Regions from separate parts of the Homo sapiens genome. Here region 2 is linked to region 1. Evidence: read pairs that join two places in POLR2A ChIA-PET (ENCODE). Cell type or tissue: PC-9. All regions are shown on one strand. Each heading gives the region's core, and the rest is flanking DNA. Links, peaks and the distances in the headings are about the cores only.

What was found. Peaks named below come from ENCODE experiments on the same cell type or tissue, not always from the same donor. Only the 100,000 strongest peaks of a DNase experiment are listed, where the experiment ranks them.
Region 2: POLR2A ChIA-PET joins it to region 1 with 7 read pairs; 2 of 35 experiments call an interaction of 5 or more read pairs at or near these places.

The regions. Positions count from the first base shown.
Region 1 is chrX:69,107,270-69,114,064 of GRCh38, reverse strand. No RefSeq gene overlaps it. Among named protein-coding and RNA genes, the nearest start is that of PJA1, 55 kb to the left of the region's middle. In PC-9, for the core only: no CTCF peak of the experiment used is centred there; a DNase peak (open chromatin) is centred at 4,234.
Region 2 is chrX:68,751,615-68,758,409 of GRCh38, reverse strand. No RefSeq gene overlaps it. Among named protein-coding and RNA genes, the nearest start is that of EFNB1, 74 kb to the left of the region's middle. In PC-9, for the core only: no CTCF peak of the experiment used is centred there; no DNase peak of the experiment used is centred there.

The sequences.
Region 1 (6,795 bases), core at 2,740-5,239:
AAGCCATGCCAACAAATAGTTTTAATAAGAGACAGAAGGTGGCAAGTGCCAGAAAAGAGGGACAGATACAGTGTTAAGAGGTTTAGAGGAGAAAGAGCTGAGAGGCAGCTGGGAGGTGATAAGGGAAGGCTTTGTGGAGGAGGTTAACAGTTGAGCTGGGCCTTAAGGCATGAGCAAGATTTGCATATGTGGCAATGGGGTGAAAGATTTTCTAGTTGGGTGGAAGAGCCCAAGTGAAGGCATGGAGGTGGGGGATCTTGCTTGAGGTCTGTAGCATGAAAAATGAGGAGTAATCATAATAGCTGCTATTTATTAAATATTTACTATGTGCCAGAAATTGTATCAAGCAATTTACACACATTATCATGGAATCACCATGCCCCCTGTGAAGTAGGTAGCATGATCGTTTTTATTTTACACATGGGGAAACTGAGGCTCAGCAACGTTAAATGACTTGCCTAGGGTCACATGACTAGGATGTGGCAGTCAGGCCTTTGAGCCAGGGCTGTCTGACTCTAAGACACATATTCTTAACTAATAAGTCATTCAGGTCTCTGTTTCTCAGCCCTTTTTGAGCTTCAATGCCCTCTTGTTGGTGTTTGCTTTTCCTTCTCAATATACAACTCTTTCTGGGATAGAGAAGCCAGAAGGTAGAAGAACTAGGTTGTGGACTTCCTGTCAGTCTTCTTGCTGCCTGACACTGTTTGCTGCCCTCACTGCTTCTGACTTTAGTCCTATGTTACCCCATTCTACCATGGCTTGGTTCTCTGCCCTACCTTGCAGCCTTGGTGTGTAATCTTGCCATTTCTGAGTTCCTTTGGAAAATCCTTCTGTTGTGCTTCTTACTTCCAATAACTGCCCCATTTTGTCAGACTATAGGCAGTTCTACCATTCAAGTCCAATGTCTAGGTGCTCCTATGCCTCTTGAGCTTTTGAGCCATCTTCTTTTTGAGGGTGTTGCGCTATGAGATAATCTTCTCTCATCCTCCACTCCTGTTCTTTTCCCTGGCTTCTCTGAACCCTGAGTTCCAGGTGCCCAGGGTCCATGCCCTCTTGATGAGAAACAGCCCTGAGCAGACCTTCTCACTCCTCTTAGGGTACCCAGAACCTCTGTCTCCCCAGCTAGGTCCTTCTTGTGGGCCAGAATTGGGCCCAGAAAAGCCACCGGCCTCCCCCACCCTCTGCTCTCTGAGAGGCCGATGGTCACCAAGGGCCACCAAGGAGGGGCAGCCGTTCCCCTTCTAGCACCAGAGGCCTGACACCCACAGCAACCTGTGTATGTGGTGTGAGGGTATGGGAGGGCATGCGTGTGTGTCTGTGTATGCAGGAGGGAGGGGATGAACTGGAATTTTGAGGATGGGAGGGAGGAGGCTGCAAAGGAAGGTGTGTGTGCATATGTGCATGTATGTGCACATGTGTGTGAGTGAATGTGTGAGTCCATGTGCAGGGGTGTCTGTACCTTTCACAGGATGATTCCCTTTCCCCTCTGTCAGATCCTTTTCCTTCTGTCACAGGCTTCACCCCATCAGGCCCCAGTATTAGCATCCTGGTTCTATGTTCCTTCAGGGGCCAGCATTTTGAGATCTCTATGGCTTTTACCTGTGCTCCGTGCTTGTCTCAGAGGAGCAGGAAGCCCTCACCAAGAGGCCTCCTCTGGCCCAATGAACCACAGCACCCCAGTCCAATCCTCTGCCACCATGGCCATTCCATCTCCTCACTTGACTAAGCTGGTCCCATCCCCTCTTTTTCAAAATGAGGCAGGACAGCATGACGCAAACAGCCCTCTCTCTCTGGAGGCAGGAGAACTAAGGCTGTGGCCTGTAGCCCCCAGAGCAGTCTTTTTCAAACTGCGTGTTGCAACTCATTAGCAAGTCATACAATCAATTCTGTGAGTCTTGATCAGGATTTTAAAAAATGGAATAGAGTACATCCCACGCAGGCCAGGTGCAGTGGCTCATACCTGTAATCACAGGACTTTGGGAGGCTGAGGTGTGAAGATCACTTGACGCTAGGAGTTTGAGACCAGCCTGGACAACATAGCAAGACCCTGTCTCTACAAAAAATTTTTAAAAACTTAGCTAAGTGTGATGGTGCACACCTGTAGTCCTAGCTACTCAGGAGGCTGAGGCAGGAAGATTGCTTGAGCCCAGGAGTGCAAGCCATGATCACACCACTGCACTCTAGCCTGGGCGACAGAGTGAGAGTCTTGTCTCTAAAAAATAAAAATAAAATGAGTACATCCCATACGGTAAGGATAAGTAGTTTCACGAAGCTTTTGTTTCCATTTTATGTACACTTATATATTTTTACATAAATGTGTACTGAGTCTTGATGTAAAAAATGATTTTATACACACACATAAATATTGTTATTGTTGGTTTTGTAACCATGAGTTGCAATGAAAAATCAACAACAGCAACTCAAAGCACTGGTCCACAGTCTAGCTATGGGACCTTGAACAAGCCCTTTCTACTCTCTTGTCCTCATTTTTCTCATGTGGAAAATAGAGATGGTCATCCTTTCCTCCCTCCCTCATTCATAGGGGCTAGGTCTCCATGGCATGCCTCTGGAAGCACTTTGAAGACTGACACATGCTGCACACACAGGAGTTATCCTTCTCACTATGCCTGCCCCACATCCTTTTGTTTCTTCCTCAGGGCCTCACTGCCACTTGGCATCCATTGTGGGCTCTGCGAGGGTGCCTCCAGTGTGCAGATCCTGGGCTGCAAATGGGAAGGCGTAGCACGCCTGCTCTGAAGGAGCTTCCCAGATCCTCCCACCCCTCTTCCTGGCAGGAAGTCAAAGAGGAGCAGCCAGGGGTTCATCTTACCTGGTGGAACAGCAGAAACTGGGCCACCTCCCTCTTGCTAGTGGACCTGGCCAGGCTTTCATTTCCCCAGAAAGTGGAGCTTTAGAGGACACCCAGAGGATAACTTCCCAAGGGGCTAGGTTTGCAATATCAAGGTGGACCGGAAGAGAGGGAGCTGCAGGGTCCCCATCACACCGCCCCCGCAGGAGGAGGCCAAGCCCATGGGCAGAGGCACACACACCCGAGTCTGATGCCCCACGTTTTATTACTTTCTAGCTGCGAGAGCATAAGTCTCATCATTTTAAGCCTCAGTCTCCTTGTCTGTGAAATGGACATTATGAGCTCTACCTTTCAGAGCTGAGGCGAGGCACCAGTGAGCTAGGCGGAAAGCCACTACACAAGAATTATACTGGGCCTTTCTGGTCTCCTCTGAGCCCCTGTCCAGGCCCTTCCGTTTTACCGCGGCAGAGAGTGCAGAAGAGATGCCTGCATGCATATGTGCATGTGTGTGGCTATGTGTGTGTGAGCTTCGTGTAAACGTGGATTGTTGGTGGGGTGGAACAATATTTCCAACCCCTCAAGAAAAATGGCTTCTGTCTCTTTTCCTCTGCCTTCTATAGGCAACATTTCATCTCAAACCCAGGAACATTGTTTCCCTCTTTGCTTAAAGCAGGACCAGCACCCCAGGCCCTCTCACCAGGACATTGGGCAGAGCATAGAAAAGTGTGTGAGTGTGAGGCTGAGGCTCTGGCCCCTGCCCCTCCGTGGGTGGCATCTCTGTGTGGCCTCTTCTCTGAGCTGATGCAAGGGGGCTAAGCCTTGCTCAGACAAGCCAGATCTCCCGGCACCTGGGGCCCCTGGGAGGAAGGAGGGGATGGGCTTAGGAAGGGGGCTCCTGCTCCCAGCCCTGGGCTGCCAAGCAACCCTGAGGCAGTATGTGTGGATGGACAATCAGGCCCAGAGCTGGGAATATGCAGCGTGTGCTCATAGAGTCAGTCCTATTAGAGATGGAAGAGACCCAAGTTGGCACTAAGCCCCACTCCAGGGAGTGGGGCAGAAAATGGGAAGTGGCCTGCCCACTCCATGGGAGGGCCTAGGGTGGGAGGTCAGCACCCTTGCAGGATGGGGCACCCACTGAGGTCTTCTGTAGCTCATCAGGGCCGTCCTCCAGGGCCCTGCTCCCTGGCTCAGCCTAACTCTCCCAGCGCAGCTCCCAAGGTGGGTGTCCCTGCACTGACTGGCCAAGGCATTCTACTTCCCACCCCTCCCCTCCCCTTCCAGCTCCTGCTGCCTTCCTGCTCCTCCTTCTCTTCCTTGAAGCCTACTTGGCTGTTTACACCTCAGAGATATTTGTAGATTACTATCTCGGGAGGCCTGACTCATCCCTGAGCCAAGCCCTGTCTGTTGGATCCTTTCATCTTCCTCTCGCAGCCAATGCCTCTTCTGCCTAAATCATTTTCTCTCTCCCTCTAAATGCCCTCCAGCGAATCTGGCTCCTGCTCCTCTACTTTGACTGTACTTCACTGGAGAATTCTTCAGTGGAACCCACATGCCACTGCCTCCCAGAGCAGGACTGAGGGCAAAGTGGCAAAGGCCACCTGAGGCTTGCTCAAGGGCTTGGGTCAGCAGCTCATTCACTGCCCCAGAGTTTAAAGTGGTTTTGCTTTCCTGGGCCTTGGTTTACCCTTCTGGCAAATGGGCAACAGTAATCTCAGCCTCACCAATGTCACAGGCCTGTGGTGAGAAGCAAAATTAGATCACGTGTGTAAACAGCAAGCCCTACTTGAGTGAAACTGGTGCTGCTATGACCTGCCAAGGCAGTCGCTGTCCTTTGATAACTCCCTCCAGGCCCCAGGCCCAGCCTTCTCACACCTTCTGCCTCCTCTTCTCTGTCTCTGTCTCTCTCTGTCTCTTTTTTGATCATTTTTGCCCCATAATCCCTGCCGCGCCCCCCCCCCCCCTCCGAACTGCCCCTTCATGTCTTGGTAGCAAATGCTCTTTCCCACCAGCTGCACTGCCCACTTGGGCTGGTATTGCCCCCACACCGCCCCTGGCGGGGAAAGGAGCAGGCAAGCCCAGGGCCGCAGACCATGAAACCTAGAAGACAGTCTGACCCTACCCTCAGTCATCCCCAGAGATGAGAAGGACCTGGGCACAGGGACTAGCCCCAGGCTTTTCTCCAAGTGCCTTGTCCAGAGATGGAAAATGAATGGCTTAGTGGCAGTGAGCGAGGTGGATTTACTTACATAGACTTTTCATGTTCTTTATACAAAACAAACTAGTCCCTGACAATTTTCTTCTTCAAATGTTGTCCTGCTCCCCTAAGAGCTGTGTCTTGAGGTGATCTGGACTCACTCCCTATGCATGGGCCTCAACCTCCCCATTTGTGCAGTGAGAGAGGCTGGACTGTGTGGCTCCCAGGGTTCCTTCAGCTCAGACTGTCTATGTCACCCCATCAGATGCCATATTCTCAGCCATGTCTCCCAAGAGGCCCTGGGGGTTTCTCTCCTGGGGGTCAGCTTTGGGTGGCATCATTGTGATGCATTGGACCTCACCAGCCCTGCTTCCCAGGAGGTTTTCAACTGGGTCTCTTACTAAGAAAGCCCAAAGACCAGGATCCTAGAGAGAGCTGTCAGGCAGAGGCCAGCATGGACTTAGAGAGCATGGCCTAAGAGAAGCCAAAGAGCAAGCCCTCTCCCAGGGGGAAATGATGGCAGAAAGTCCTGGGTTCAAATCCTAGCAGCTCTGCCACGGACTCACTGTGTGACCTTGGACAAGTCACTTCCTTCTCTGAGACTAAGTGTCCTCATCTGAAAAATGAGGATAAAAGAGTCTTTCCATCACATGGTAAAAAGGGTTGCTCAGCAGAGGAGCTACAAAAGGTTGCTTCCTTCCTTCTCCAATCTTCCCCAGGATCCTGTGTGCAGGGGCTGGTGCCCTCCTCCTTCCCCTCTTTGCTCCTTCTCTGTGCTGGGAAAAGCAGCCATGGGCCTGGTCCTGCTCAAAAGCACGGCCGGCCAGCCCACTGCGGGGCCAGGCTTCACACTTGGTGCTTCCGCAGCTGATGAAAGCCTCTTGGGAGCCATTCAGGGGAGGGAAAGGGAGAGATGGCAGGGGAGGGCAGTGGGGCAGAGAGGAAGAGAGACAGAAAGAGAAGCAGAGAGAGAGAAGACATAGAGAAGATAGAAAAAGACATGCTCAGGGACACAGAGAAATGGACCCATCTAGAGAAGAAGACAGGTTTGGAGAAAGGCAAACAGAGAGAGAGAAAGGGACAGGCAGAGAAATAAAGCCAGAGACACACACAGAGGGAGACGGAGCCAGGGAGAGGGCCAGAGAGACAGACAGACAGACAGTGGGTCCAAAGATGAAAACGAGAGACGAAGGCAGACAGAAAGGCCAGAAAGAGAAACAGAAGCAGGCAGAAAGAGAGGCTGACACCAAAGAGAGAAAGAAACCAAGAGACATGGAGACAGAAAGACTGATGGAGACATAGAATGGGAAGGACAGAAGGGAGGAAGGAGGGAAGGAAAGAAGGAAGGGAGGGAAAAGGGTGAGGGGAGGGGAGGGAGTTGTTAGTTCAGGGCTGAGCCTGAGCACAATTGGCTGACACAGCACATTCTCCTACACTCTCCCCTCTCCCTCCTGCTGCTGCCTCCAGCTGTCCCCTCCCCCTTTCCTTATCACTGGGTCTTTGGCTGGGAAAGGGGCCCTGTGGCCTGCTTGTTTCACACATTCTTCTAAGCCAAGGTTAGCTGGTGTTCCTAGCCCCTCCCCTGCCCTCCTCCACCTACTCAGCAGCTCTAGTGCTCAGGTAGGGAGGAAGCAGGTGACCACCCCAGGGAGAAAGGGCAACATTCCAACTCCTCAGCGGCCTGAAGAGTAGGAGGAGGCAGCAGGAGAGGAGGTTGGCCTGCTTCATTCACTTGCAAGCTCCTGCTGATGCTGTCATCTCCTGGAGGGCTTGCCAGGGTCCCAGGGGCCTG
Region 2 (6,795 bases), core at 2,341-4,840, 360 kb after region 1:
CCTGGACTCAAGCGATCCTCCCACTTCAGCCTCCCAAAGTGTTGGGATTGCAGGATTGAATCTACGCACCCAACCTCATCCTGAATTTTGCAGGGCTGTAAATGCCTGCAGGCCTTTGCCCTTGCTCTGTGACTGGTGGGCCTCCTACATCGCCAGATTCCAGCAGAGGCTGGGTCACCAGGATACCCCAACAGCCAAGGTTACACAGCCACTAAATGAGACAGGGAAGGGATGTATGCTAGAGACTCCTGCATGGCTGTACATGTGCACCTGTGTGTCTTTGTGCCATGGTCTGGATACATGCCTTTGTGCCCCGGGTCTCTATGCACAACAGTGAGAACATTTTCAGGACCATTCTGCTGGAGCCACTGCACAAACTATGCCCAGATGGCTGTGCTCCAATGTAAAATCATCGTGTTCTTATTATCAGATGATAGGCTCCTATGACAGCCCTGAACAGCCCCCCTCACTCCTAAACTCCTCCATCAATCTCCATCACATCCAGGGTCACCAATAGAGTGAGGTTAAGTGGGGGAAGTGAAGCTGTCCTTTTCAAATAGCTCTAGATAGTAATACTCATTTTTTTCAAAGCTGAAAGTTTAATGGTTTAATTTTAGGCCTATAAAAATCTCTTTGTGTCAAAACCACCCCATTAAAGCAATCAGAACAAAATGTTCCTGGTGTCCAAATGGATGCATCAAAGTTGCCAGGTCAAAATGTCATGTACTCGTGTGTGTTAGCACGCCTCTAATTGAATATACAAGGGCCACTAGCTACATGTTCCCTTTTATGAGCATTTTGGCCAGCCCAGGTCTCTGTAGGCCTGCGGCCTTTGTTCAGTCTACATTGTATGTGCCTATGTGAGAAAAGGTGCCCACCAGCATTGCCCACAGAAATGGCTTGGCAGGGGGGTTGCACCTGTGACCTTGACCCCACACTTTACCCGGGTGAGGAAATGAGGCTGATCCATGGGAGAAGAGCTGCTATTTGCACCTTCCTCTAGCCCAGACTTCTCCCTATTCCATTTCACTGCTTCCATCAGTCTAGCTAGCCTTTCCAATGAAGTCTCTCTAGTGAGAAATCATAAAATGCTTCATAAAAGAAGAGGAAGCCTGGGGGCAGGCCTGCCCAGGCTGCACATCCATTAGGGAGAAATGAATTGAGGACTGTGGGCTTCATGGAACCCTAGCCTTTCCAGATTTCAGGGTGGAGAGAGGGCAGGAACCCAGACTCCTCAAGTGCCAGTACTGGCATCACGGTCAGGTTGGAGAAGCGGGGACTGGGAGGCTGGAACAGATCTGGCCTGGGAGAGTGCAGGGACCAACCTAGGGTGAAACTGGCCTGATCAAGGGGCTCAGTTCTTGAATATGGGCAGGCTTCAGGGTGCATTGACTGAGCCCAATTCAAAGACGAGACAGGCTCCAATGCCATGGCCACCCATGCTGCACCCTTGCTATGTGCAGGACTCTCATTTCTCCTGCCTGGACAATGGCAGTAATCTATTTCCCCATCTCCCTGCTGCTTCTCTCTCCCTCTCCAGTCCACAACCCACACAGCATCCAGAGGGAGCCTTCCGAAACATAGGCCCAATTGCATCAGTCCCTGCCTAAATCCTTCTGCTGGGTCCCTAGCGTTTATAGCAACATTTCTCAAACTATGTGGCCTGGGATGATCACTGGGATCCGGTGATAAAGAGTTCCCAGGGCAAATAAGTTAGGTTAATGCTGGGCTCAACAAAGTAAAACAGGTGTCTTGATTGCAGGACATATTAGCATCTTTACTATGCTAATGTGCACTGGGGTTCGCCAAGAAGAAGGTCAATCATAAGCCTGTTGCCCCACTTATTTGACACCAGACCCTCCTGCATCCTGTCTTTCTCCTAGAACATTAGCCTTCATCAAGACCCTGTTTGGGAAACACTGGCTTGATATGCCATATGCGACTCTTTAGGACCTGTTACCTCCATATAGCTCCAGTTCTTCATCATCCCTCATGCTGTCCCTTCAACAGGAATGCCTGCCTTGCTTCTCCCCATTGCCTGGCTCATTACTACTGACCTTTCAATACTTTTTTTAAAACTTACTTTTCTTTTTTGAGACATAGTCTAACTCTGTTGCCCAGGCTGGAGTGCTGTGGTACGATCATAGCTCACTGCAGCCTTGAACTCCAGGCTCAATTGATCCTTCCACCTCAGTGTCCCTAGTAGCGGGGACCACAGGCATATGCCACCATGCCTGGCTGATTTTTGTATTTTTTGGTAGAGACAGGGTATTGCTCTGTTGCCCACGCTGGTCTCAAAGTCTTGGGCTCAAGCAATCCTCCTCCCTCAGTCTCCCAAACTGCTGGGATTACAGACATGAGCAACTACCCCCAGCCCCTTTCAGGACTTTTAGACTGTGCCTCCTCCAGGAAGCCTACCCTGGCTTCCCCCACTCACTATCAATCCCTTACTTTCCAGGGTGGACTCAGGTGTGTGTTGCTCTCACACTCTGTGCCTATCTCTGACTTGTTAGTTAACACCGTGTATTGAAACTATTTCAATATTTGTCTTCTACGTGAGATTTTGGGCTCCTTACAAGAAAAGTCTGGATTTTATTCAGCTCTGGGCCCAGAGCCCAGGACTGGGCCTGTCAGTTCTTAGTGAATGCTAGATGGAGAGATGGAAAAGAAAGGAGTAGGAAAGAAAGAAGGAGAAAAAGAGCTTAAGAAATAGAGGGATATAGAAAGAAGAAATGAAAGAGAAAAGCAAGTATATGGAGGCTTTTGTCAGGTATCTCTTAGAATGGCCTAGGTTCTAGGTGTCAAGCTATGGACTTGAAATTGAACAGCTGTATATTATGCAAGATACTCTATATAGCTTCAGTAGGAATGGCTGAGCTCTTGGATTATTGGCATACAGGCTGTAGCCCACACACAACAGCGAGGCAGGCACACTGGGCCAGGCCAGCCTCCAATTCAGAAGTGCTCCTTAATTTGATAGAAACAATGTGCTAAAAAGCTCAGATGGCCCAACCTCTAAGCCAGGTGGCCCTCCTGTAGCCCTCATGCAGCATGTGAAGTGTCAGGGTTCTATTATACTCCACTGGGTCCTGCCCCTGGGGTCAAACTGGGAGGTAAAGGCCTGGGGACTCACCCATGTTCACAAGAGGGTGCTGGGGTGTCCTAGCCCTGGTCGGCCTCCACCTGGATGATGCACCTCTTGTTTCCCTTAGTCTGTTTTCTTCTTCCCTCTGATGCTCAGAGTTGGGAAATCGAGAAAAGAAAGAAGCTAGAGAGAAAGGCCAGGGTTAAGGTTTGGATGGGCTTCCTTGAGGGCAAAATCCTGGCACTCAGCATTGAACCTGGCATATAATAAGTGCTCAATAAATATTTGTTGAATAAAGGAACTTGGGGTAGGGAGGGTGAGCTTGGGGGCTGGAGTGTGACTCAAGTGGTCCCTAAAGCCCTACTTGTTCCTAAAGAGTAGCTCTCGGAGCCTGCTGCACGCCCTGAATTTTTATCAACACAGTTTCATCCTTGGGGTTGAAGCACTGCATCTTCAGGGCACTCCTTTGAAATGTAAACATCAGACCACTAAGGAGAAACCAGTATTTGGTCACCTTATATGTGTCCACCACCTCGCCCTAGTGTCTGTTCATTGAACAAACACTGACACCTATGAATTGCCAGACCCTGCCTCAGTTGGGGACAGCCCTTGCCCTGTTGGACTCGTGGCCTATGTTGGAGATTCTCCCACCTCAGCACCAGCCGAACTGAAGAGGGGGTAGAGTTTCCCAGAATGATTGGAAGGATTTCCCCGCTGACTCATTCAACGTTTATTCACTGAGTGTATACTAGGTATCACCCACTGTGTTTTAGATGCTGGAGATACAGCAGAGACCAAACTTGTCATGAATCCCTACCCTCGTGGGGCTTCTACTCTAATGCAGGAGATGCAGATAATGATCATAAATACGTACATTACATAGTAGGTCAGAGGGTGATAAAGTAGGAAGATGACATAGGGAATGCAGGGCTAGGGATGGGGGTATATGCTGCCATTCTAAATAGGTGGTCAGGGAAAAAGCCTCACTGACTTTTGAGTAAGAACCTTAAAGAGGTTAGGGAGCAAGCTGTGCAACTACATGAGGAGACGAGCAGTGCAAAGACCCTGAGGCAGGAGTATGCCTGGCATATCCCAAAAACAGCTAGTGTGGCCAAAGCAGACAGTATGAGGGAGGAGAGTGGTAGGAGATGTAGTCAAAGAGGTGGCAAGGGGCGAAGTTGGGTAGGGCCTTGGAGACAGTCATAAGAACTTAAGTGAAATCAGAAGCTATTGGAAAGTTTTGAGCTGGGCATTTTTCTGCCTCCTATTTTCAGCGTGGATTGTGAGTGGCCAGAATTGGAAGCAGGGAGGTCAGTCAAGAGGCCGCTGCAATCATCCAGGTGAGAGATGATATTAGCAAGGACTAAGATAGGAGCAGTGGAAGTGGAAGGAGTGGTAAGGTTCTGGGTGTATTTTGAAGGGTGAACAGAACCTGGGCAGGATGCGTGGTATGAGGGAAAAATAGAAGTCAAGGATGGCTCCAAGGCTCTTGGCTTGTGCAACTGGAAGGATGGAGTTGCCACTTACTGTTAGACACCACAGATGATCAGACCCAAGCTTCACAGCAAGGAAAAAGCTGACCAAGTTCCTCCAAAGTTAATTAACTGCCCCCCTCCTCCTTGCAGGCCCCCAGTGCAGGTCCCACTTAACTTGGAGAAGCCCCATGTGTTTTGCTGGAAAGAAGGAAATGAGGTCTCTGGCTGACCCAGGTAGAAAGTCTGGAACTTGGGAGAGTCAGTGGGGCCTAGGACAGCTTTGGGAGACCTGGTTCTATCCTTGGGTCCTGGGCTTCTCTGGGGCCAGAGAGTATGGGACACTATGAGGTGCCTCAGCACCCTTCTGTGTTCATAGCTTCCTTTAGACAATTCAATCCACTCCATCACTTCCAAGGCTTTAGAGGGCTTGTGGGAACTGAGAAAGCCGTGAGGGCTAGGTTTTCTGGAAGGAGCCTGGGGCTGGTGGTTGGGGCGTAGGGATGAGGCTGAGGGTTTGGAGGATAGATAAACTTGGAACTGCTCAGCTTTTTGGCTGGGGAGTGGGACAGATGGGGGCCATTTACTAAACCAATAGCCATTGACAGAATGGGCACCCAGCCCAGAAGGAACTAGAGTTTGAGGTGACCTTGGTATTTTCTTTGGAACCCATGCCTGTTGGCCACTGGGTATAAGCTCTGGTTGGGGGTTGTTCAGCTCCCAGTTGTAAAGGACCCTATATCCAAGATTACCCTTGTGTCCAGTCCCTGAGATCACTGGTCAGGCCTGGAGTGACGTCTATCACCTCTCTCTACCCCAGATACTACCAAGTCCTCCCTTAACAAAGATGACGAAGGCATTAGTCCCCACTCTTGCTCTAAGGACCATGACTGTGAGTTGTGTCTCCAGCAAGAGAATATGCTGCCAGAACTATCTCCACCCTCTCACCTGCTGGCCTGGCAATCCTGGGCACCAGTGAGTTGGCTGGCCCCTTTGGGGGAGTTGTTCTTGTGAGAAGGCAATAGGACACTGTAGAGGCTATAGCAACTCCATCTAGGAGTCTCATCCACCATGTTGACTTCTCATTAACCCCAGTTCCAGGAATGCCTCCAACATTTCTATTTTATCTTCTGTTCCTGATGTAAGAGAATGTACTTACCAAATCTTCGCTTAAGTCAAAACAACCCTGATGTTATTGTACTTACCATAAATCCTGCCCTGAAGCAATTGTCCTACATATACATTTGAAGCACGCTTACCATTTTCCTATAGTATATGAGCCCTGAGGCTGAGGGGGTAACAGTAACAACACGGAATGTGTGTGGGCGGTGCATCTAGCATCTCAACTCACTGCTGTCTGAGACATGGCTTCTGTTCCTAAGTCCCTATTAAATATTTATTTCTGAAAAACTGAATTTGTCAGCCTCTTTCTTCTGCCTCTTAGCTTCCTTGGCCTTTGAGCTTAGGTTTGCATAGACCTGCTCACCAAGCAGCAGACACTTTAAGGCAAAGGGAACTTTTACAAAAACAAATGTTTCACAGAAGGACTCACCAGAGAATGAGGTCTGCGTGTTTCATGACTAACTGGGAATTTACCGTGTGTTTCTCTCTTAAGTTAAATTCACTCTTCAGAGGTTGCTTTTCCACTCAAGCCAGCCCTCCTGGAGTCTCCAGAACACCCACTGCCCGGGTAAACCCCAGGCCCAGCCCTGTCCATGCCCCTAACTCTGCTCTGTCCTTTTGGGCCTTTCTGCTCCCACAGCTTCCACAACTCCATCTGCTCACTGACTCCACAGCTTTTTCAAGACCTTTCCTGCATGGAGCGGCTGTGAGTGGCTTCTTTCCCTCTGGGGATGCAGTGGAGACGAAGGGGAGTCAAGAAAGGGACTCTGAGCATCTTAGTCCATTTGTGTTGCCATAACAAAATACTACAGCCTGGGAAATGTATAAATAATAAAAATTTATTTCTCACAGTTTTGGAGGCTGAGCAATACAAGATCAAGTGCCAGCAAGACTGGTGTCTGGTGAGGGCTGCTCTCTGCTTCCAAGATGGCGCCTCGTTGCTGCATCCTCCCAAGGGGAGGAACTAGCCCACGTCCTCATATGGTAGAAAGGGTGGAAGGGCAAGGGGGTGCTCTTTTCAACCTGAAGCCCTTGTATGAGGTGCTAATCCAGAGCCTGGATCTTGTGCACACTCTCTCTCTCTTGCTGTAAGTAAACACTGTGCCACTAGAGCCT